Regions from separate parts of the Homo sapiens genome. Here regions 2, 3, 4, 5, 6 and 7 are each linked to region 1. A link is a contact called in ENCODE Hi-C or POLR2A ChIA-PET data. All regions are on one chromosome and are shown on one strand. The core of a region is the stretch at or near the end of the contact, and the rest is flanking DNA. Distances in the headings are between cores, read along the strand shown.

Evidence for each region. A loop is a pair of places that touch in the nucleus more often than their neighbours do. ChIA-PET counts read pairs that join two places held with the same protein, here RNA polymerase II (POLR2A). Pooled maps may share reads with other maps.
Region 2: a loop to region 1 is called in a pooled map, with 2.7 times the contacts of the local background. The contact joins the enhancer-like site here to the promoter of TBC1D5 in region 1. A Hi-C loop is called at or near these places in 1 of 168 maps with a recorded cell type or tissue (CD4-positive, alpha-beta memory T cell) and 4 of 50 pooled maps. POLR2A ChIA-PET finds 5 or more read pairs at or near these places in 2 of 52 experiments (activated CD4-positive, alpha-beta T cell and activated naive CD4-positive, alpha-beta T cell).
Region 3: a map of naive thymus-derived CD4-positive, alpha-beta T cell shows a loop between it and region 1 (5-fold over the local background). The contact joins the enhancer-like site here to the promoter of TBC1D5 in region 1. A Hi-C loop is called at or near these places in 1 of 168 maps with a recorded cell type or tissue (naive thymus-derived CD4-positive, alpha-beta T cell), 11 of 37 single-sample maps with no recorded cell type and 12 of 50 pooled maps. POLR2A ChIA-PET finds 5 or more read pairs at or near these places in 2 of 52 experiments (GM12878 and activated B cell).
Region 4: a loop to region 1 is called in a map with no recorded cell type, with 4 times the contacts of the local background. The contact joins the enhancer-like site here to the promoter of TBC1D5 in region 1. A Hi-C loop is called at or near these places in 7 of 37 single-sample maps with no recorded cell type and 8 of 50 pooled maps. POLR2A ChIA-PET finds 5 or more read pairs at or near these places in 1 of 52 experiments (activated CD4-positive, alpha-beta T cell).
Region 5: a loop to region 1 is called in a map of naive thymus-derived CD4-positive, alpha-beta T cell, with 25 times the contacts of the local background. The contact joins the promoter of SATB1-AS1 here to the promoter of TBC1D5 in region 1. A Hi-C loop is called at or near these places in 2 of 168 maps with a recorded cell type or tissue (naive thymus-derived CD4-positive, alpha-beta T cell and transverse colon) and 13 of 50 pooled maps. POLR2A ChIA-PET finds 5 or more read pairs at or near these places in 1 of 52 experiments (WTC11).
Region 6: a map with no recorded cell type shows a loop between it and region 1 (5-fold over the local background). The contact joins the promoter of PLCL2-AS1 here to the promoter of TBC1D5 in region 1. A Hi-C loop is called at or near these places in 5 of 37 single-sample maps with no recorded cell type and 2 of 50 pooled maps.
Region 7: a loop to region 1 is called in a map of B cell, with 13 times the contacts of the local background. The contact joins the promoter of SATB1 here to the promoter of TBC1D5 in region 1. A Hi-C loop is called at or near these places in 8 of 168 maps with a recorded cell type or tissue (B cell, CD4-positive, alpha-beta memory T cell, CD8-positive, alpha-beta T cell and 5 more), 4 of 37 single-sample maps with no recorded cell type and 21 of 50 pooled maps.

What each region holds. Positions count from the first base shown.
Region 1 is chr3:17,741,063-17,744,362 of GRCh38, forward strand. It overlaps TBC1D5 (TBC1 domain family member 5), which reads right to left and starts at 1,569. Exons shown (of 23, transcript NM_001349074.2): 1 at 1,419-1,569. LOC105376975 (a long non-coding RNA gene) reads left to right here and starts at 1,882. Exons shown (of 2, transcript NR_135536.1): 1 at 1,882-2,056. RefSeq lists silencers at 1,056-1,255, 1,486-1,795 and enhancers at 1,255-1,958, 1,916-1,985.
Region 2 is chr3:18,711,344-18,714,643 of GRCh38, forward strand. No RefSeq gene overlaps it. Among named protein-coding and RNA genes, the nearest start is that of SATB1-AS1, 270 kb to the left of the region's middle. Within about 2 kb of position 1,733, at least 2 of the 41 ENCODE cell types and tissues checked have a DNase peak (open chromatin) inside an H3K27ac peak, as active enhancers do.
Region 3 is chr3:16,840,203-16,843,502 of GRCh38, forward strand. No RefSeq gene overlaps it. Among named protein-coding and RNA genes, the nearest start is that of PLCL2, 43 kb to the right of the region's middle. RefSeq lists an enhancer at 2,114-2,363. Within about 2 kb of position 1,814, at least 22 of the 41 ENCODE cell types and tissues checked have a DNase peak (open chromatin) inside an H3K27ac peak, as active enhancers do; they include GM12878, where a contact is called at or near this core.
Region 4 is chr3:16,911,084-16,914,383 of GRCh38, forward strand. All of the region lies in intron 1 of PLCL2 (phospholipase C like 2), which reads left to right. Among named protein-coding and RNA genes, the nearest start is that of MIR3714, 20 kb to the right of the region's middle. RefSeq lists an enhancer at 1,541-1,770. Within about 2 kb of position 1,473, at least 4 of the 41 ENCODE cell types and tissues checked have a DNase peak (open chromatin) inside an H3K27ac peak, as active enhancers do.
Region 5 is chr3:18,443,642-18,446,941 of GRCh38, forward strand. It overlaps SATB1-AS1 (SATB1 antisense RNA 1), which reads left to right and starts at 1,596. Exons shown (of 7, transcript NR_125803.1): 1 at 1,596-1,801. It also overlaps a transcript of SATB1 not described here. RefSeq lists a silencer at 1,502-1,721.
Region 6 is chr3:17,052,789-17,056,088 of GRCh38, forward strand. PLCL2-AS1 (PLCL2 antisense RNA 1) reads right to left here and starts at 1,796. Exons shown (of 3, transcript NR_046640.1): 1 at 1,738-1,796. The region is part of intron 4 of PLCL2 (phospholipase C like 2); the gene reads left to right. RefSeq lists an enhancer at 1,632-1,821.
Region 7 is chr3:18,423,717-18,427,016 of GRCh38, forward strand. SATB1 (SATB homeobox 1) reads right to left here and starts at 1,623. Exons shown (of 11, transcript NM_002971.6): 1 at 1-1,623.

The sequences.
Region 1 (3,300 bases), core at 319-2,818:
ACATGTTTATTGATAAATACAACACTTTATTTATTTGCACACAAGTTATCCACTTCCTTGCTACTCAAAGATAGTCCCTTGTCCAGCTGCACATGTTATCAGAAATGTACAATATCAAAATGCACCATAGGCCTACTGAACCAGAAAATGCATTTTTAATAAGAGCCCCAAGTGATTCCCACCCACATTAAGGTTTGAGTGTTCTGTGATACTGCAGATAGCTGTAAAAATTAAAAATGCTCAAGTTTACAAATGAATTCAGAGATATGGTATGAAAAGTACCAAGACACGGAATCAGAAAAGCCCAAAGAGAAAAACCAATATATAAATGAATTTCTTTGCCACCGATAGCAAAGGCTCATTTTTCAACAATACCTATTTATTGCTTCCTGCTTTAAGTATTTTGTGCAAGAGCACAACACTTATAAAGGTTTACAAAAGAATTACCGGGTCTAGAAATTCCAGGCAACCTGGTCCAAACGTGTGAAACCTGCATGTTAAAATCTTAGGATTTTGTCCAATTCAGAGTTGACAAATGAACTCTTTCCAGAAAGTTATTATTCGAAAAAAACCTACAGGATGTTAACTTTAAACACAGATTATAATTCCTGTAACTAAAACGAGTAACTGGTATCGAACAAATTCTAGGTCACTTGTAGAATCGAATCTTGTAGTGAAGGTCTGTGTGTTTTTCCAGGAAAAGTCGGGGTGGGGAGCGGGATTTGCCCTCCCTGCGAATTTTTTTTTTTTTTTTTTTTTTTTTTTTTTTGCTCTTATCCTGAAAGACCTCCGTTTCTTACGTGTGAATAAACTTAAGTCGTACTAAATCCAGGTCACGGTTCCCTTCCTCAAAAGTGAAGTCAAGGCTTCTCTCTTCTAAAGACTATTAAGGTTTGAGGATTCAGGGCCCGTTTCGCTTCCGGCTAGGGAAGGAAGCGTGCTTCCCGGGGCCCAAATGAACATGGAAATTTACTAAGTAGGAAGTTGAGCACTAGTCCAGCCGCCAGGCCCTGCCTTTACTGCAGTTGGCCTTCCAGTCTAGACCCCGACCTCCTGGGGCAGGGAAAGCAGGCAGACTGCAAGCAGCCACCCCGCCCAGCTCGCCCTGCCCGCCCTGCCCGCCAGGGAGCTGAAGGGTCCACCCCTCCCGCCATCCACCCCCGACGCCGACTCCGAGGCGCACAAACGGGGGGCGGTGCGGCAACCCGTCCGCCGTGGCGGCGGCACCCTCAGGCCCTCCCGTGAGAAGGCGGCGGCGGCTGCGGCTGCAGCAGCGGCGCGAAGGGGGGCGAAACCTGTCCTGAGGCTGAGTGGGAGGCCGGGGCGGGAACGACTGCATGTGGGGCTGCACTGGAGGAAGGCGGAGGCGTTCAGAGGGCTTGGGCTTTTTTACGATCATCATCATTATTTTATTTTACCTGTGGCGCAGAAGGGCTCCCCAGCTCCTATTCCCTGAATCCTCCTCCTCCTCCCCTCCTCTTTCTCTCTCTCTCCCTCAGTCTGCAGGGCGCTCGCGGAAGCGGCCGGGCCCGGCCCGACCTGAAAGAGAACAGGGCGGGAGGGGGTGGCGGCGGTGACCAGCGGCCACGTGACCACGCTCGCGCCGTAACGGCGGCCGCCTCCCGCCGCGCGCCCTCCCCGCGCTCCACCTCTAATAACCTCGCGGCCCGCGCGCCTGGGAAGCTCGTGCGCAGGCGCCCGCACGGGACCTGAAGTCTGCGCGCGAGCGCAACGCGCTCGCTCTCGGGTCCGGGTTTCTGGGGCCCGCGAGGCGCGAGAAGCGAGTAGGTGGGGAGTGAGCCGCGGGCAGAGCTCTCCTTGGCTGAGCCGGCAGGCTGCTGAGCGCATGCGCCTGAGGGCTTTTACCCCTCCCTTCTCTCCCTGCTTCCAACCGGCGCGCGGCTGGAGGCTGGGAACCAGCTCCTGGGTCTTAGTCAGAGGTTCACATCCACCAACTATCTTCCCAGGGTTGGACTGAGAAGGGGAGCAGAGGGTCCCAGGGACTCTCCTGAGATCCTGGCTCTCCTGCCAAGGAATTTACATTTCCTTGTCACAGGTAAATGGCCTTCCATGCCACATTTTTCTGTGGCTGAGTAGGCTTCTAACTCAGCTCATCTGTCACTTTCTCCGTGAAACTTACCCCTGCCTACTTTAGAGGAGTCACTAGCACTTTGTGCAGACCTACCTTGTAGTACAACCCATAGAAAGATAAAGGTTAGGAGTTATTTTTTCACAAGCCCACAATACTAGACTGTGGTTTCTATCTTTATCTCATAAACTTGGACAGGGTCTTCAGTGTTGTAGTATCTCCCTAAACGTCTGATGACTATCAGAACACAGGGAATGTCTAAAACTTTTATCGTTGCCCTTGGTCTCTGCATAATCATGATTTAAGATCCCCTTTAACCCAAGCACGTGGGAAGGTGGTGTTTGTTTCCCCAGTATGAAAGCCTTTAAATCATAATGTTAATTAGAGTGGTAAATGCTTCACTTAGTAAAAGAGATTTATGGTATTTTATTAGCTTATCTTCACAAAGAGCTCCAACGAAAATTGATACTGTTTAGTCCAGAAAAGGAAACCAAGTCAGAGAAAGGTCAGATTTCTGAAGGTTATCTAGCTTCAGAGGAAGATGCCTGTGTGGGAGACCTTTGTGGACAAACACCCCACTTCACACAGAGATCCCTCTTTTTCTGTTGCCCCTCTTTCTGTTGCAGAAACTGAACAGGTTAAGTTAGTGCCTGTGGCCAGATTTAATCCGGCCAGATTTATTTATTTATCAAATAAATAAAATGTAAAAACTCCCTAATTGGGAGTTCTGGCTAGACCAGTCATCATCACTGTTAGACTGGTGAATACTGAGATGATAGTCAAGAAATGGGGCTAGCAACAAAATGACAGAAAATCCTGGGATGAATGTATATGAAGAAATAGGATTAACAGAGGCTTCTGAGAAACTAGGAAAATGACAACCCTCAAGATTCCATTCTCAAATGTTTACAAAGCTGTTGGACTCTTTTCTGCATTTACCACTGTATACACCCACAGACTGATCCCACCTCATAGTTTCAGCTACCACACAGGTTATGCTAATGGCATCCCATTCTAAATATTCAGCCCAAGATTCAGACCTTGTGGTAGACTATTTTCTTATGGCACACAATTAACTGTGCCTCCCAGTATTCATGCCCATGTATAGTCCTCTGCCCTTGAGTCTGGGCCGGACCTGTCACCTGCCTTAAACAATCAAATATGGCAAAAATTACTCTCTGTCACTTCTAGGCCTAGGCCTTTAAAGACTT
Region 2 (3,300 bases), core at 483-2,982, 970 kb after region 1:
ATTAGTAGTTAGTAGCTTTCAGAAACATTTGCTGGATAAGTAACCACGGTCAAATCGCATCATTTTGCCCCCACCCCTCCTCCTCTCCTTTCTTTTATTCCACGGTTTTGAGTGCTGGTCTAAGAGCTATAATTTCATCTTTAGGCATATTTCTGCAGGCATCTTTAATGAGGCATTTGATTTGTCCAGTCCTGCTTCCCTGAATTCAGCCATTTAGGGATTTAGGGTTGGGAGAGTGTGAGAAGAAGGGAACATGGAATACCACCATGATGCTGAGAAAATACAATCTAAGGATTCAAAGAGATTGTGAATTATCTTCTTTCCCCTTTGGGCAGGGCTATATCTAATAGCATTCTAGATAGATAATTTTCCATTTTCAATTATTTATTGCAAGCCTATTGTGTGCCATATATATTTTCAGCATGAGAGGTACAAAAATGATTTTATCCTATTTTTTGAAAGCTTTCAGATATGTAAGAATTTCAGTAGTTTATGAACTCAGTGTAGGAGTAATTAAATACCCTACTTTTATTATTTAGCAACTTTGTACCTGAAAATAAGAATGAAGGAAAATACACCGTTTATAAAAAACTGAAGTTTTGCCTATCTTGTTCACTTAGTTCTGGACACCCTTAGTATGCCCTTAATAAGTATTTGTCCTATACTTAAAAACCTTATGGGAAAGAAAGACATTTAGATAATTCTCTAATAATTGAAATAAAACAGTTGTGCTGAAATGAATAAAATATTTGTAGAAAAATTAAATATTTCCATACTGAAAGTAGGAATTATTTTCATTGTCTGACTGTGTGTGTACAGAGTCACCAATGGGTTACTTTGCTAAAATTTCTAAGTGGAACTTGGAGCTCATTGTGTCTGAGAAACAATGTTGTTAGTGGTAGTATAGGTCTCTAATCTATTCCACAAAATCCTGCAATACAGCTTTTTAATGTATTAAGTACTTTTTTTTCCCACAAAATGGATATGTTTTTAAGTTAAATAAAAAACACTGTGTGTGTGTGTTTGCGTGTGTGTGTGTGTGTGTGTTTTACTTAACTGTTACTTGTGAATAGTCACTTGAGAAAAGCAAGTTTAATTAGGAAGTATATGAGGATATAGGTGCATATGAATTCAGCAGAAATTTGGAAATGGATTTTTCAGCCCTGTTACTGGCTTGAGTAGATAAGAGCATTTGTTTGTTTCGTATTCAGTGGACAATAGGATTCCTACCTTAAATGTATTTTGTTTTCCTTTATTCTGTTATGTTGGTAGAAATACCCTTTTATTTATCAAGTAATATTTTTGGTTTACCAATGAAATAAAAGGCAGAAAAATGAAGAAAAAAGAGAAAGCCTCTCTGAGAAGAATAGGAAATGATTGGAATTAAGAGATCAAGATGAAAGAAAGAAACTATGGAGGAAGTCAGAGTAGTAAGTGATGAAAATAGTCAAATGTCCAGTGTTTGCATGCCATCTCCTAAGGGGGCAAAAGAACAGTAGTAGAGAAAAGAACCTACTGAAGTGAGTGCTGGGAACACTCTAGGTAAGCTCCATTGGAGAGTGTGGTCAGCAGGGCCATGTGCAAAAGGGAAAGTGCATTCAGTGGGAGAAAATAAACTGTCTGAGAAGTGAATGGCATTTGCCATAAGTGTGGCTTATAAGCTCGTTGGGAAAAAAAAAAAAAAGAGAGATCGTTTTGCATTTTTCTTTGAAGGTTGACAGAGCTTACTGTTCTGAGTGCTGGCTTCCCTTACCCTAGCGGAAATAAGACGCCTTTAGTTTGTTAAGCTGGTGACTGAGGACTGACTGTATTGCTCCAAAGCTAGAGGTTGGCAATGTTGAAGGAGCAAAGGGGAGGTCTACCTTTAGGAAGAATTACATTTCCTGGAACTGGGAGGTTGGAGATTGTGTGTGCCAAGGTCTGGGACTTCTGATGAGGAGGCGCTGTGGATGCTGGGCCTTAACACAAGTGGTGGTGGCACTGAGAGCTGTGACAGGCTCTGGAGGCACATTTGGCATAAGGGAGCAGATACTGCAAAGATTCAGCCTTTCCGCTCCCAAAGGGTCTTTGTCAATTCAGGCAAAGAGCATTTCAGATGTGACTCCAATGAACTGCAAGCTAGAGGTTCCCTCCAATGTCCCTGGGTTGCCATAGCAGTAGATTTCCTGTAAGATTTCAAGTGAGGGGAAAAGCCACACTCCAAAATGACTGAGGTGTGATTTCTCAGAACCCCTATGTGTGGGTAATGCACTACATTTAATGTAAATTAGAAAAACAAAAACTATATTTTGCTGTTGGCATGTCCTGACATGCTTGTTTTTATAATTTTACTAGATGTGCAGTGGTCCATTAAAAATACATAGAATTGTTTTGAGTATTTTGGAATTTTATATAAATGACATCATACTGTTAAGAGAAATGGGATGAGGGAGTAGAGTGTGTGTACTGTATTATGTATTTAGAAAAAGATCTGAAGCGAATATAGTAAAATGTTAACATTTGTTAAATCCGGTTGGTGGATATACAGGTGTCTTGCAAGTTTTTATTCCTGTACTTTTCTGTATGTCTGAACATTTGGTTATTTTTTAAAAAATAAAGAAAAAAAACAGAGAAAAACCAACATAATATTTCTGGACTCCAAGAGTCATGGAATGTTTAATATTAGTTTTACTTGAAATATTTGTAAATTGGTTTGTTACAAGTCTTGAGGTACTTTCACAGCTTGAGTGGAAGCCTTGCCTATTTGATGACATACTAACGTTACCAACTGAACATGTCCCAAATAGAACTCTTGAACTTTTACTACCATACCTGGTTTCCACTTCTCCATTTCAGTAAAAGTTTCAACTATTCATTCAATTACTTAAGCCAGAAATCTAGCAATTGTCCATGATTCCTCTTTTCCCCCAACTTACCAAATTCAAGTCATTGATTCTGCCTCCAAACATATGCATCTGATCCAAAATTTTATACTGATCTCTGCTGTCACCTTCTTTTTTTTTTTTTTTTTTGAGACGGAGTCTCGCTCTGTCGCCCAGGCTGGAGTGCAGTGGCGGGATCTCGGCTCACTGCAAGCTCCGCCTCCCGGGTTCACGCCATTCTCCTGCCTCAGCCTCCCAAGTAGCTGGGACTACAGGCGCCCGCCACTACGCCCGGCTAATTTTTTGTATTTTTAGTAGAGACGGGGTTTCACCGTTTTAGCCGGGATGGTCTCGATCTCCTGACCTCGTGATCCGCCCGCCTCGGCCTCCCAAAGTGCTGGGATTACAGGCGTGAGCCACCGCGCCCGGCCTGTCACCT
Region 3 (3,300 bases), core at 564-3,063, 900 kb before region 1:
GTAGTTGTATGATTAAATTTAAAGGCATCTCTGGCAAAATCCCAAATAGTCTTACTGATAGCCTTTCTAGTTGTGTGTAGGAAGTGAGTGTGTTTCTGACAGGTTTTGAGATGAGAAATACCACACACAAAAGAAAATCCAAACCATTAGGGTATTTGACTGATAAAATATCTTTTACTGTACGGATCATGAAGAGATAATTCAATACAGATGGTTAATGAAGATATTTTTACTTCATTGGTAATTTCAAGAAATACAAATTCAAAGAACAACAAAATCAAATTTTCACCTGCTACGTTTGTAGATTTAAAAAGAAGATTGACTACTGGTGAGGATGCAGAAAGATGGGCAATCCCGTTTGTGGTTGGCCAGAAATTTGATACAATTTTTATTATACATAGATAAATAACTTCCTAGTACCAAATTTTCTGCCAGTTATTAATACTGAGTGTTATTAACACTGGGAAGTTATTTGTCAATATATAACAAAAAGCCTTTAAAATGTTTATATCTTTCAACCGAGTCATCTATTTTAAAGAAATAATAATTTTGTAAAGGAAACAAAAAGTTATACTCAAAGATATCCTTGCAGTGCTACAATTTTTAATGGGGAGAATTGGAAACAAGCTCAGAACAATAAAAGGGTGGGTGGTTAAATATGCTACTTAGAATGAAATATGCTGGCATTAAAATGAGATTTTAGTAATAATCTATGGTCATAGCTACCATTTATGAAGAGTTTACTATATGCCAGGCCCCAAGCTAAGCACTTTGAAAATATATTATTTTATTTAAATCTTATTACAACAGATTAGTAACCTCCCAACTTCCAACAATTTTATCACCTCATTTAAACTCATTTGACAAATTAGAAAATGGGGGAAAAAAGTGTTAACATGAGCAAATTCTCTTGATATTCCTTTAAGCAAAAAAAAAAAAAAAAAGGAAGTATACAAAGTTGTATGCACAGTAGTCCCCTCTTATCTGCTTATCTGCATGGGATGCCTTCCAAGACCCCCCACCAGATGCCTGAAACCTCAAATAGTACTGAATCCTATATATTCTCTGTTTTTTCAAACTGATAACCAAAACAACTACTATGTGGTATACATCGTGGGTATTCTGGACAAAAGGATATTTCACATTTCAGGAGGACCTAGTGGGACAGCGTGGGAGTTCATCAAGCACCTTAGAATATTGCACGATTTTAAACTTATGAATTGTTTATTTCTGGAATTTTTCATTTACTATTTTCAGACTGCAGTTGACTGCAAATAACTAAAACGTTGGAAAGTGAAAGTGCAGGTGAGAAGGGACTGCCGTAGTTTCAGCTCAACTATAGAAGTACAATAAACCCACTCATAATCTTGTAAGTAGGAATAAAACTCCAAACTGCATAAAGTGCAGGTTTGTATTATTACCAAGTTCCTGAAGTATCAGTGGGGGCTGGAAGGTGGAGGACAGCTCCATCGCTAGTCATTCACATGCATTATTCTGGATACATGAAGTTTAGTGAGAAATTTACCGAGATGTTGAGTGATTTTTCTCTGTATTGTAGCATTATGGGTAATTTATGCTTTTCTGGCTTTTCCACATTTTCTACAATTAGCATGTAGACGTATTGCATTAAAAATGCTTTGAAAAGTTTAGAAAACTTAAAGCAATTTGTTTTACTAATTTTTTAAAATAAGAGGGCAATGACATCTCTATTCTTTACAGTCCTTTTAGATCTGACAGCTCAGTAATTTAGACAGGAGAGAGAAAAGACAAAGCCCAGTGGTCAGAGGGAAATGGGAGGTGTGTCCCCTCCCAGCTACAGTGAGGGGGCCACGTGACGCCTGTGGCAGCATCTGTGGTCACATATGTTACAAGTGAAAAAAATATCACAATGAGGTTGGTAAAGCCTTGGGCATTACCCAACCTCATGTAGCTACCAAAATGTTTATTAAAAAACTATTTACAAAAGAAAGAAAGACACTATTAAGGGGTAAAACCAGTTTTCTGTATTATCTAAGAATAGAGATGCTCCCCCAAGTTAGCATGAGAGGCTAATTAGGGAACAGCGCTCTTTGACAAGAAACAAGAAGCAGGCTGGTCTCCTTCTGCTGTTTGCAGGATCTTTGAAAACTGAACTGAAGTTAACTTTGAGGCCGGCCCAGCATTTGTTAAATCTGAGCTTCTGAAGCTGCCGCAGCTGCAAGGTGTGCTCCCAGCTCCTGCAGCAACCCAAGTAACCGGGGGAAGTGCCGGAGGTGGTGAGCAGAAGTAGGGAGAGGGGCGATCCCCCTGCAGGATGGGATGCCAGGCCCAGGGTTGGGCCTTACAGGAAGTGCCCAGCTTTTGTTGAGGTGGCTGTGCCAAGCAGCAGAGGGCCCGCCCTTGTTTGTTGGGGTTTTCCTACTGGGTTCCGTGATGAGGTGGCTTAAAAGCAGAAGACTCAGAGAACCCTAAACGCTGGCTCAGGCCTGAAGGCTGAAGTTAGGTGCATTTAGAGAAATCGTTCATGTATGCAGGGGGCAGCTGGAGCAGCTGAGAGAGAGAAATGTCAAGTATTAGGTTCCAGATGGGCTCCTAGCAACATAATGCTAATTTTCCAGAGTGCTTTCACCTTTCTTCAGAGCCACTCATTCGTTCCTTCAACTGATGTTTACTCAGTATTGTTATAGGCACTGGAGAAGCCAAGATAAATAAGACACCTTTGCTGCCCATCCAGGTAGGAGACAGAGAACCAACAAACACATTTCAGTGTGGTGAGTGCTGTGGTGGGCCCAAGACCAGGGCACTGTGGGCACTCCCTGGAGAAGAACCTCACCGAAGCCAGGGGTTCAAGGAAGTGATAATATCTGAGCTATGTCTTACTTTGGTGCGTCTCCGATTGTAACGGATGCAAAAAGCACTTGGGGATCGTGTTAAAATGCAGGTTCTGATTCAGCAGGGTTGGGTGGAGCCTGAGATTTTGCGTTTTTAACAAGCTCCCAAGTAATGCCAATGCTGCTGGTCCAAGGTCCACATTTCAAGTAGCAAAGTCCTAAATGATGTCTAAGAAGGAGTCAGCCAGGTGGAGAAGTGGGAAAGGATATTCCTAAGAGAAGGCACATTCCACGCACTCCACTTAGGGAGCAGGAAGGGTTGCCCCTTGAGGGAAGTTGGGGTTTTGCTGGGTAGGCTTGAAATTGCCCTGGGTTGGCCTCTTTATTCTATTAGGGGTTTAATTCATTTAAAGTTTGAATCATTCATTCAAGTCTTTAAGGCTCAGCCCTAAACCTGATATTCTAAGAAATATATTCCTAACACTCACCT
Region 4 (3,300 bases), core at 223-2,722, 830 kb before region 1:
CTCAACCCAAAATACAAAAATTAGCTGGGCGTGGTGGCATGTGCCTATAATCCCAGCTACTCCGGAGGCTGAGGCAGGAGAATCACTTGAACCCGGGGGGCGGAGGTTGTAGTGAGCCGAGATAGCGCCACTGTATTCCAGCCTGGGCCACAGAGCAAGACTCTGTCTCAAAAAAAAAAAAAAAAAAAAAGTAATGAGCACAGCTCTGATTTGAATACAGGTCTGTCAGGCTCCAAAGTTTTCTCCATAGTTTTGCATTAATATATTCTTAATTTTATATTTGCAAAGTTATTTTTATTTTAATATCATAGCTTAGTGGGAGAGTAGGGACACTATTTAAAACTAAGGAGCAGACAAAGAATACTCCAGAGTATCTTTAGAATTTACTTAGTTTGTCTCCCTAGTTCTAGGAAATCTGAATCTAACTCATATATTAGATTATATTTTCTTTGGAACAAACCCAGATCTTTAAGAAAGAGGAGTTCAGTGCCTCCTTTCCCAATTAGCTAATCATCTATAAGCTTCACTTTTGTCATACAAAGGTGCTGGACTCCCAGAGTTCATGCAGTCACAACTCAAATGGTGAAGAGGAAACCTGAACTGTCTCTAGTTATTTTTAGGTGTTCCTGATAATCAATTTTCATGCAAAATACAAATGATCATTTATTTGTCCCTTTGTTTTCATGAATACAGGCTGAGCATCTGTAATTCAAATATCCAAAATGTTCCAAAATCTGAAACTTTTTGGGTACCAACATGATACCACAAGTGGAAAATTCCATACCCTAACAGCACCTTTGCTTTCAGTGTACATAAACTTTGTTTCGTACACAAAATTATTAACAATATTGTATAAAATTACCTTCAGGCTATATGTATAAGATGTATATGAAACATAAATGAATTTCTTGTATAGACTTGGATTCTATCCCTAAGATGTCTCATTAGGTATATGCAAATATTCCAAAATCCCAAAAAAATCTGAAACGCTTCTGGTTCCAAGCATTCCAGAGAAGGGATACTTAATATGTAGTAGTATATGGATGCCTTGCCTCATAGTCACCCTCCCCAGTGGTTTAATGCAACCATTAAATTATTTTTGTTTTAAAATATTTGATCTGGGTTTGAATTTATGGAAATACTTCACGTCAGTTTTTTTTTTTAAATAGCCAAATAGTGTTTCAAAATTTTATCAAGATTGTGATTGGTCTTTAACCTTAGAAGCAAAACTGACATGGAAGGATGAAACAAGTAGGTAGAATGGTGAATTTTGGTATTCATGTGTTTGGACATCTGTGTCCTTATCAAAAGAAAGAATGTATATAGTTGGACAAAATTGAAGGTCCATGTGGTATATTTAGAAAATATTACTTGTTAGTGGTTTAACATGTGTATAGTGGTTTTACTTCAAGCACTTTCAAAGATTTGAGTTTGTTTCTGCCCTTGTAACACTTCAACAGTCATATTAGTTTGCTTTACCATTTTTCTTTGAAGGGAACTGAGACTGATTCAGTTGTGCAAGGTGATGAGCAACATTGCTCAAAAAGCCAGAAATAGATTTGTGGGCTTCTGACTGTGAGACCAGGTGCTCTCTCCACTGAATTATTCTGCTTTCTTTGACTGTTTTCTTTGCTTTAAAAAATATTAATGCACAATTCTGAATTGCTGTTGACTGTGAGATAAATTCATGTTAGATCTATAAATAATGCACTTTCCAACCAAACCAGCCAATGGAACAAAACGCTTTTTGAGACATTGGTGTTGGAAGATGGCCTCCTCCCACCAGCTGACTGTATTCTCATCATCCCCCACATCTGTCCCATTGTTTCTGATGCTGGTACCAGGCTCCTGTCTCCAACACATGCTTAGATAATTACAAGAATTAACCTCCCTTCCTTCTGTTCTTCTCCCTTTCCCCCAAATCCTTTTTCACAGTTTCCAGATTAGTTCTCCTACAGCACTACTTTGTGAAATTCTCTCAACATGTTCTATGATACCCTTTGCTCTGAGGCTGAAGCCCTAACCTTCCTCTTGGTTTCCAGGACCTCCCATGTATCATCAGTACTACTCTAGCATCTTCTTCTGCTTCTCACCAACCTCCGTCTTGGCCAGACTGGGCCTCGCAAACTGACATTACTTCACCTCTCTTGTAGTCTTGTAATCTGTACCCTATTCCAGAATTACTCTCCCTCTCCTTTTGGTTAGCAAGCCCAGCTTTCCTCTAGGGACTTTTCTTACCCATTCGCTGGAAATTTGGTTGTAGGTGTGCCCTGTATCTTTTATCTAGTAAGACTCTTCTGTGGGTTTACTAATTTTCATTTAGAAAGAGGATCACTACCTAATGATGTAAGGTGTGGTGTAAAATTTTTCTCAATTATATTTTCAGATTATTGCTGGGATTCTGTTATGATTAGTAAGCAAACGAATTAATATTTTAATGGTTGACTGCCTTCTGATATGTTTACCTCAAATTATATCATTTTAAATTATAGATTTAAATTTTAAGAAAAACAAATATTTACATTTAGTCAAAGATTTTGTGAAATGACCTTGTTTTGAGAAAGAGAAATGAAGTCCAATTACTGAATAGAATATGAATATATAAATATATTTATGTATGTGTATATATGTAAAAAATAGCTGTCATGTAGTCATTATTTTTGTGACAGTGTATTGCTAAAAAGATCTTCATAATAATTTTGAATAGAACACTGGGGGTGCTAGATTTAGAAATTAATGATTTTATGGAAGAAAGATCTGCCTGTAAATTTTGCTCCTATTATGAATAAAAGGGAGACCCTTATTTCAGATTATCGAAATACAGGGACTGTAGCATTAATGTAACACCCACTATAATGTGTTTCTTTTAAAAATGTTTTCTTCAACACCCTGTGATATATGACTTGCCAGATTCTCTGATCCTGGGGCCCTTTAGCAGCCATGCTATGTGTTGTCATAATGTTTTAAATTTGTGGCTCTAAAATGCAATTCAGTTGTGTTTAGCCAGTGTTGATCTTTTTCTTTCTTCTTAATTTGGGACTTTCAGTGTATGCCATTACTTATGAGAAGTGCTTTAGTTATGAGTTGTGGAGAGAGAAAGTAGTTGGAGAGAAAATTAAGGTAACTCTAACATAGATCTTAATATAGTCTATAAAGTTTTCATGAGGATAATACAGTGAGTTTTATATGTGGAGAAATATATAGAACAGTGAGTGGAGGAATTAGGGAGCAACATATTCAATTTAATTGTCTTAAACACTAATATGATCTAAGAGAAAGATCATAAGAAAGTTGTCAAGT
Region 5 (3,300 bases), core at 346-2,845, 700 kb after region 1:
GCACTCCCCGGACCTGCCACCTGCCTGCTTCGTCCTTCTCGTCGTGGTTTCCCAAACCCCGGTTCTGCCGGCCCGGGAGCCTTAGCACTGGAGCAATAGGAAAAGGCCACCGCGCTCGGGTCTGGACAGCAGGAGGGAAACACGGTGTGGACTGCGAGGCTGCACCTGTGATGTCCCGGCCCCTGCTAAGAGGACGGCCCTTTCTTCTGCCTCTTGCCCAACTCCAAACCCACATTCACGCCAGCAGCCTCTCCAGGACCGGCCTCGCTACAGCCAGCGAGGGCTCGAAATGAGGAGTGCCGCGGCTTTCAAACTCCGGGCTCCAACTTGAGCGCCCCGGCGCCCGAGTAGCTCCCGGGATGCAGAAGTTGCCACAAACTTCCCAGGCCCCTCTTCGCCGATGCTTACAATCAGCCGCGCAGGCAGGGAGCGGAGGGAGGCGGAGATGGACCGGGAAAGGATGCTGAGCAGACTCGCGATCCGGTGGGGGAACATTACCACTCCCGCAGCCCACTCCTCCAGGCACCTTACTGCCCGCCCGGCTCCAGAACGCACCGAGAGGCTCCCCTTTTCCCCATTTGCTTCCTTCGGTCTTTTCCACTCCCCTTTCCTTTTCTAAAAGGGGCCATACCGGTGACCTGAAGGAGTTTGTTCAGCCAGGGTCTATTGGGCAGGTGTGGTGGTGTGTCCACACCCAGACAGAAAACGAATGGCATCTTCAAATCCCCCATCCCGACCGCTCTCCCCTACTCTACCAGCCCACCCCTCCAAGGTCCGTCTGCGTGAGAAAAGGGGCTCGGAAGACCGTTGAAGCCCTGCGCCCACGAGAGGGGAGCCCAGCCGCCCCAATAGGGGACGAGGAGTGGGTGCTACGGAGAAGTTTGGATTGATTCCGGAAAAAGAGGGACAGAGATAAAACAGCAAGAGTAGCAAGGGGAAAAGGGAGGCAAAAGAGCAGAACTCACTCAGGCATGGACGTTGGGGGCGGCGGTGGCTGTCGAGTGCGGGCCTGAAACCAAGAACGGCTCCCCGGGCGGGCGCGCCGGCGTCGGACTTCCGAGGCGGCGGCTTCTGCCTCTCCTGCCGCCGCCGCCGCCGCCGGAGCTGCGGCTGCCGCGGAAGTTAATTGCAACTTGACTTCAAGTTGTCCTCTTTCCCCATACGAAGTGGGCGTTTAAAGGGGAGAGCGAGGCGAGGAGCGAGCGAGCGAGCGCGCGGGGCCAAGGGAAGGAAGAGAAGGAGGGGGAGGGAGGAGATGTTAACGGGCGGGGGGGGGAGAAGGGGGAGGGGGCGGCGGCGGGGGCGGGAGGGGGAAGGGGCCGGCGGGAGCTGCTCTCGTCTCGTCGGTCGCGGCGCCTGCAGTCTGGAGGCGCACCGGAGCGGCCGGGGCGTCCCCCGCGGGAGCCCGCAGCCACCCGGGACGCGCATCCAGACGTGGCGCTTCGGACCGGGCACGCTGCGCCCGGGGGCTCGGCGGACCCCGCGTAGCCGCCGCTTCGGAGCTTGTGCGGCGCGGGCTGGCCAGCGGGGCGGCCAGGGCCCGGCCCGCCTCCCCAGCGCCCGCCCGGCTTCTCCCCCTGGCGGTGGGAGCCTCGGCGGCCGCTGGCGACACTAGGCGCACTGAAGCCCGAGCCGAGCCGAGCCCGAGCCGCCGCCGCCGCCGCCGCTGCTGCGCACCGCTCCCGGGCTCCCTCCCAGCGCGCCGGCCGGGGTGTGGGGGGCGGCGGGCCGGAGGGGCGAGGGCGGGCCAGGGGGCGCACACGGGGGTTGGCGCGGAAGACAGGACCCTCAGCCTCGAGGGGTAAGTGTGGGCGCTTGGGGGTGCGCTTGGGGTGCGCGGCGCGGTTCTCGTCGCCCGCCAACCCTGCCCCCTCACCTCTCCGGGGGCCCCCAACACGCGCACTCCTCCTCTTGTCGCCTGCGGCTTCCTCTTGTTGCTTGTTGTTTGGCTGGGTTTTGGGGGGTGAGTAGAGGGGGTTACTGTAGTGTGTGTGCAGGCGGAGGAGGAAGTCAGGTGAGAGGCCGCGAAGCACCCCCACCCCAACCCAGCCTGCGTGGGGTGTATGCTTCCCCACTAGGGGCATTTGGGCCATTTTTTTTTTCTCCGTCAATGTTCGGTCGAGACGATGTTTCCTAGAGGGCCTCCTTCACTTACAGTCTGGTCTGTCCATCTCCCTTCATCCCACCCTCGTCCGTCTTAGCCCCTTGTCCAGGAGCCCTGCACCCCAAGTGAGGAGCACGTGGCGGAAGGAGGAGGAGGCCCTCTCTTGAAGACCCCCACGCTGTGACCCAGCCCATTAGTTTAAATATTTATCCTCACATCACCAGCTGTACTTTTCAACCCACTGGAACAAGACGCCTAGGCAAGGTCCAATTTCCCCAAAAAGCTGGGGGCAAAGCGGGAGAGATGAGGGTTTTATTGACATTGGGAGAGAAGGGGCCAAGGAACCTTCCCAAGTGGAGACTGAAACTCAAAAAATCTCTACAAAAAGACTAGGGTGACTGGAGGCTCAGGACTGCAGGCTTAGGAGAAACTGGAGCTCCATCAACTTTATTTCTCTCCCCCTGCCTCTCCTCCCCCCAGCTCTGAGGAAGCTAACAGGTCTTTTGTTTTGTATTGTGTAGCCTTTGGGAAATTTGCATTGAGTATGTCAACAGAAAATTACTACTGTTTACTCAAAGGGATTGCAGAAAGATAAAACATAGTAACATAGTTTTTACTTTTCCTCTTCTTTGTACGCTTGTGTGTATTTGGCAAGAAGTGTAGTTAGGTTCATGGCATGAACTGCAAAACGTCAGGTTGTAACAATAAGGACTGTAGAGCTGCCTAGGTGTATTTTTAGAAGCCGCACTTTCTTGAATTCCTTTCACACAAGGCTTGCTCTCTCATTAAGTCCCCATAAATAATTTTATTTAGAGAGGAGGAAACTATGGAAGCAGGAGGGAGATTGCTAAGATTTCCATCCTGCCAGCGCACAGCACTGTTTGCAGGGAAGTTCCTGGAAAGTGATTGTGGGCTGAGAATTCAGTTTTTCCTAAAAGCTCTGTTAGGTCCTGTTGTGTCAGATGGCTATGAATAAAGCACGCTGGGAAAATCCTGATATCCGTGCAGTCTTATTTTATCTTTTACACAGTGGTTGATTCGACTTTCAAGCCCTGGTGACAAACACATCAACTCTGCTGTATTTTTGTGTGCTTTTTCTAAATAAAGGAGAATACAGCATGTATTCATGCTGCTTTTTTCCCCTCATCCATGGTTATTGAATTCACTGGAAGTTATTCATCTTTTTTCAGTTGATC
Region 6 (3,300 bases), core at 546-3,045, 690 kb before region 1:
ATAGTAAATACATTTTCTCTTCCTCGTGATTTTCTTAATGTTTTCTTTTCTTTATCTTACCTTATTGTAAGAATATAGTACATAATACATATCATATACAAAATATGTGTTAATCAACTGTTTATGTTACCAGTAAAGCATCCATCAGGTCCAAAGTAGGCTATTATTAGTAAACTTTTTGGGGAGTCAAAAGTTACATGCAGATTTTTGACTGCATGCAGAGTCAATGCCCCTAACACCCCTGTTGTTGAAGGGTCAATTATATTTGCAAATGGAAACCTGAGAGCCTTATAACTTTTTGTTTTGTATTAGTCTGTTCTCGTACTGCTATAAAGAAATAACTGAGACTGGGTAATTTAGAAAGAAATGGGCTCATGCTTAATTGGCTCATGGTTCCACAGGCTGTACAGGAAGCATGATGCTGGCATCTTCTCAGCTTCTGTGTAGGTCTCAGGAAACTTACAATCATGGCAGAAGGTGAAGGAGAAGCAGGCCCATCTTACATGGCTGGAGCAGGAGGGTTGGAGGAGGTGATGCGCTCTTTTAAACAACCAGATCTCATGAGAACTCAAAAGGGGGGATGGTGTTGAACCATTCATGAGAACTCTGCCCCATGATTCAGTCACCTCCCACCAGGCCCCACCTCTAGCACTGGGGGTTATGTTTCAACATTAGATTTGGGTGGAGACACAGATTCAAACCATTTATTCTGCCCTGGCCCCTCCCAGATCTCATGTCCTTCTCACATTTCAAAATACAATCATCCCTTCCCAATAATCCCCCAAAGTCTTAACTCATTCCAGCATTAACTCAAAAGTCCAAAGTTTGATCTGAACAAGGCAAGTCCCTTCCACCTATAAGCCTGTAAAATCAGAACAAGTTACTTACTTCCAAGTTACAATGGGGATATAGGGATTGAGTAAATAATCCCGTTTCGAAAGGGAGAAATCAGCCAAAAGAAAGGGACTACAGGGAGCAGTGTCCAGGGGCTGTACAGAGCAGCTGGGCCCTGGACCTGGTCCATGAAACCATTCTTCCTGCCTAGGCCTCAGGTCTGTGATAGGAGGGGCTGTCAGGAAGGTCTCTGAAATACTTTTCAGGCCTTTTCCCCATTGTCCTGACTATTAGTATTTGCCTTTTAGTTATAAAATTTCTGCAGCCTGCTTGAATTCCTCCTCTGAAAATGGGCTTTTCTTTTCTACCACATGGCCAGGCTGCAAATTTTTCCAACTTTTATGCTCTGTTTCCCTGTTAAATATAAATTCCAGTTTCAGGTCATTTCTCTTCCTGTGCATATGAGCATAGGTTGTTAGAAGCAGCCAGGCTACATCTTGAACACTTTGCTGCTTAGGAATTTCTTCTGCCAGATATCCTAAATCATCACTCTCAAGTTCAAGGTTCCACAGATCCCTAGAGCAGGGATACAGTGCAGCCAGGCTCTTTGCTAAAGCATAGCAAAAGTGACCTCTACTCCAGTTCCCAATAAGTTCCTCATTTCCATCTGAGACCTCCTGAGCCTGGACTTCATTGTCCATGTCACTATCAGTATTTTGGTCACAACAATTTAACAAGTCTCTAGGAAGTTCCAAACTTTCCCTCATCTTCCTGTCTTTTTCTGAGCTCTCCAAACTGTTCCAACTTTTGCCCATTACCAGTTCCAAAGCTGCTTTCACATCTTCAAGCAATGCCCTGCTTCTCAGTATCAGTTTCTGTTTTATGAGGCTTCAGGAAACTTACAGTCATGGTGGAAGGCAAAGCAGGAGCAGTCATCTTCACATGGCCCAAGCAGGAGAAAGAGAGTGGGGAGGTGCCATACATTTTTAAACAACCAGATCTCTTGAGAACTTACTATATACTACCAAGGGGGGATGGTGCTAAACCATTTATGAGAATGCTACCCCCATGATCCAATTACCTCCCACCAGGACCCACCTCCAGCACTGGGGATTATATTTCAACATGAGATTTGGATGGAGACACAGATCCAAATCGTATCAGTTCTCATTTATGTCAGAATGTTTCTCAGCTCTGTTTTACAGAAGTGAAAGGTTCTTTCCTGGGAATTGAGAGACCCATGTTCTGGTGCCCTCTGTACCATGTCCCTGCTGTGTGACTTTAGTTTAGTCACTTGACCCTCTCTGCCTCATTTTCCTTCTTCTAAGTGGCAGTGGATTATGTGATTCCCTGATGGCCCTATGCCTTCTAAATTACAGTGAACTAAGATCAGTTACATAAACAGCAATTTGGGAATGGCTGGATTACAGTTACTGAAAAAGATTAAAAGATTAAACAAGTCATCCCATACAATGTTACAGGACACATAAATTGTAGCCCATCATCATTACTTTCAAGGAGGAAAGTTAACACTTTGAAGATGAGACACAGGAAACCTGCATCAGACTCCCAGGCCCCATTTGAAATCCACAGCATCTTTTCTCTTAAAGACTGGATATTGAACCACCACATCTTCTTTTAGGCATTTACTAATTAATTAACTAATAATTAGTGAAGTCAAGGGAAGAAGAGAAGTAGCAAGGTCCTCAGTGGCCTCTTTCTCATTTTAATTCCCTCACTAAGGACCTTCATCACTGATAAGGGATGGCAGAGGAAATGACCACAAAGACAACAACTAGGCCAACTCATTCAGAGCAAAAACTTCAAAATAAGCAACTGGTCTCTAGAAACCGCTGTCTCACCACACCTCAACCGTCCCTGTAACCTTCACCCTAATTCTGCTCTAAGATTCCCACATCATATATTCACAGAGTCATGCAAAGAAAAGAAGGATTCCCACATCAACTTTCACACGAATGTTATTTTTCATACGTGTGATCAGAATCCCCTGGGAATGCTTGTTGAAAATGCAGTCTCTTTACATCATTCCCAAAATATTGACCATCTGGGAGTGAGACTCAGGAATTTGCATTGTGGTGAGCACATTCAGGTTTTGAGAACTTCTCTTTTGAGGGTAGAGCAGAGCAGGCCCTCTTCTGAGTTCATGCTCTTTCCCTAAGCCTCTCTCCTCTGTCTCTCACAGGGAGAGTGTGAGTGACTGCTCAGACTCAGGCATGCACCAGCTGTGTGATTGAATGACAGCAAAATTATCTTTCTAGAGCAGCATAGAACATAGCTTTCACCAGTGACATTTCCCCAGTGCCACAAATGAAGGGGAGGGAAGTTTTGGGGACACTTGCCCTTCCCGGGGTACCTGTTCTGTGATTAAATCCCAACACTGTGCTCTCTTGTCACATCTTCCTCCCTCCTTCCTTCGTAAACCCATGGAGTCTCTGAAAGCATCCC
Region 7 (3,300 bases), core at 373-2,872, 680 kb after region 1:
TTTCTATGTCCTTTTTTTTTTTAATTAAAAAAAAAAAAATAAAAAAGCAGCAGACCTGAAGGCGACTTCCCCTGAAATTGTATTATTTTCCTTTCCCCTACCCCCGCCCCCCTAAGCGGGGGAAGGGCAGAAATAAACGTCTAGAAGAGTAGCCATGAGAAAGGGGTTTAAAAAAAAAATCACAATTCGAAAACCAACATATAGGGGTTTGTAAAATGTCTAACCTCAGAGAACAGGGTTTGCGATGGGGAGGAGGGGAGAGTGGGAAGCAGGGAGGAGGAAGAAGATAAAATTGATCTGACAAGTGATTCGTTGGGGGGAAATCGTAAAAACAAAGCAAAACCCGTTATGAGCTGTACACTGTGATGGTGCTGGGGAAACGACGTGGTGACTGAGGATTCTCTTAAAAAAAAAAAAATCACTGCGGACAAGGTCTCCAAAAAGGAAAAAAGGTCTCTTCGCGTCTCTCCCTCCCTCCTGCTCACTCGGGTTCTTCGGTGTGAGGACAGAAAGTCTACTTCTGGCTGTCACTTGCAATATTATTCTTCAATAACCCCGAATAACGCGCATTGGGAAGGCCACCTCGCCTCCCTTCCAATCACCCCCACCCCCCTCGCCAACAATCGCGACTAATATTAACAAACCTTAAACTTTTCCCCACAGCCTCGCACCCCCAACGAGGGCATCTAGCGGGGGACAGCGAGGGTGGGGGGCAGGGGGTCGCGAGAAAAGCCCCGGAAAGGCACTAAAATGCCACTTTTGATTCTGCCCTCGCTGACAACAGCCGCAAGGACCCTCTCCCTGCCCATTGACGCGGGGCTGTGAGCGTCTGGGGTCCCAGCAAGTGAGGAGAGAAGAGGTTCGGGGGGAGGGGGAGGAGGAGGAAGATCAGAAGGCACCCCCAGCCACCTCCACCGCCTAGGCAGCGACAAACTCCCCGCCCCCTCCCCCCAAAAAGTCGCCAAGCTCTCACTCGTCCAGAGTCCGAGGTAAACAACGAGCACCACAATGGCACTAGGACTTTGGGGGAAAAGAAACCCAGAAACCCCGACAAAACTGATCAGGAGTTTCCCGAAATGAAAGAGGGGGGCGGGCAGCGTCCTCTAGAGTCGCCCTGGCTTTCGGCTGGGCCCCCGGGCAGGATAGAGGGCGGCCGCGGCTGTTGTTGTTGTGACGAGGCCGGGTGTTGCTGGGTGGCACAGGGAGAGGTGTGTGTGTGTTTGTGTGTGTGCGTGAGTGTGAGCGCGAGTCCCCGGACGGGGCTGCTTCTCTCGCTCTCTCCCTCGCTAGCTCTACCCCTCGCTGCCGTCTCTGCCCCCATTAAATTATTAGTTGACTCATCCCGGCCGCTGTCGCTGCCGCCGCCGTGCCCCGCTCGGCTCCGCGCGTCCGCCCGGGCTGCAGCCCTCTCCGCCGCTGCTCCTGCTGCTGCTGCCGCCGCCGCCGCCGCTGCCGCTGTGGGTGCCTCTTCTTCCTCCTCCTCATTTTAATACAAAATCACCCCGCTCGCAGCCCCAGCCCCGAGCACGCAGCCTCCTCCCGGCCGCCCGCCGCCGCCCGGAGCCTTCCCCAGCGGGGCCGGCTCATCCGCCGCGTCCGGGGAACGGGAGCGAGCGAGAAAGTGGCGGCGGCGGCGGCGGCGGCGGAGGAGGAGGAGGGGGGAGGAGAGGAGGAAGGGGGTGCGGAGCCGAGGAGGAAGGCGGCGTGGGGGGGCAGGGTGCACGGAGCGGGCGGAAAAGGGATGGGGATTAAAACCCGGGCTGGAGGGCCGGGATTGGGGGAGGGGGCGGGGGCGGCGAGTTAAAAAGCCGAAAGACAAGTAACTAGTGAATGAGTGAGGGAATGGGGGGAGCGCACGATTTCCGGCCCCGGGCGCGCAAGAATTTGTAATGAGCTTGATTAGAGTGAGGCGGCCCGACATTTATTACACACAATACCCAGAATAACAGGGCGCTGTGCGAGGGCTAGCGCCGGCCGCCGCCAGACGCGCCAGGGAGGGCGCAGAGGGGAGGAGGAGAGGGGGCTTCCCTGGCAGCGTCCGCCGGAGCGGGGAGGGGAGCGCGCGGCGCGCGGGCGGCAGGGGCAGGTGTGTGAGTGGGAGGGAGGAGGGGCAGGACGGGCAGGACGGGCACGGGGGGCGGGGGGAAGGAAAATGACGGGGAGGAGGGGGCGAGGGCCAGGGGAGAAAACTAACCAACCACCCACACGCCACAAAAGCCACAAAAAGGAGTACGCCTGGAGCGTCGCAGAGGGACAGGCGAGGTGGGGGGACAGGGAGACGCACCGGCCCCGTGGGAGAAGGGCGCGGGTACGCAGGTGACAGGCGCTGAGGAATGAGGTAGGGAGCCATCAGGAAGTGGCTGGAGGGGTACAGACGGAAGGCAGTTCTCTCCGGGGAAGCGCGGAGGGTGCAGAAACGTGTACAGCAATAAAGGCCAGGAGCCTCGAAACGCTCGGAATGTTTATCCTCTAAGGAGGGTGGTCCTTAAACTATGAGGAGCCAACATTAGAAAGAACTGAGTAAGAGCGTTCTGTACTAGTCAGACGTTGGTTCAAATCGCCCTCACTTCTGAGCCATAGAATACTTTGGAAGAAGAAATACGTGGCCGAGTTAAACAAAATTTGGGTCACTTGAAAGAGACCTGACTTGTTATTATAAAGGAAAAGATGCCATCATTCTTCAAATAATTTACGCTAGGCAAAAGAGGAAAGTTTGGGTTGGTAAATACATCTGTTGTAGCAATAAACACTTCTGCTGTAATCTAGGGTAGGTTACCCAGTTAGATAAATGGTCATTACCACATAAGTATGATCCTATTATTTAGACAATCTATTAAATATAGTTCATGTAAAAATAAAGAATATTACAATGTAACCCAAAATAGAAATGCCTCATTTATCGCTTAGGTTTTAGTTCTACCATTTTAGCACCCTGAAGGCAGTTAATCATTAACAAAAAACAAGAATTATTTTTCAGAATTTGCTGGTAGGGAAAAGAGAAAAATCAGTCAGATAAACATTTTGTTACACATAAAAAAGCAACAAGTTAGCACAAGTACTGAGATAAAAGGGAAATTTGCAAATTAAGCTCTGTAAAGCCACCAATACACTCTTAGGCACACTGTTTACATTACAAATCTAAAGAAAAGCCAAAAGGTAAAGCAGAAAAGTGTAGGAAATGATGGCCTCCTAGGGGAGAGTAAGTTTAGGAGAAACAAAATGAAAATATATCACTCTAATAGCACCCACGTTTCACCCACAAACCAGAAAGGTTAGCCAAATCTGGGAAGGCAACCGTGA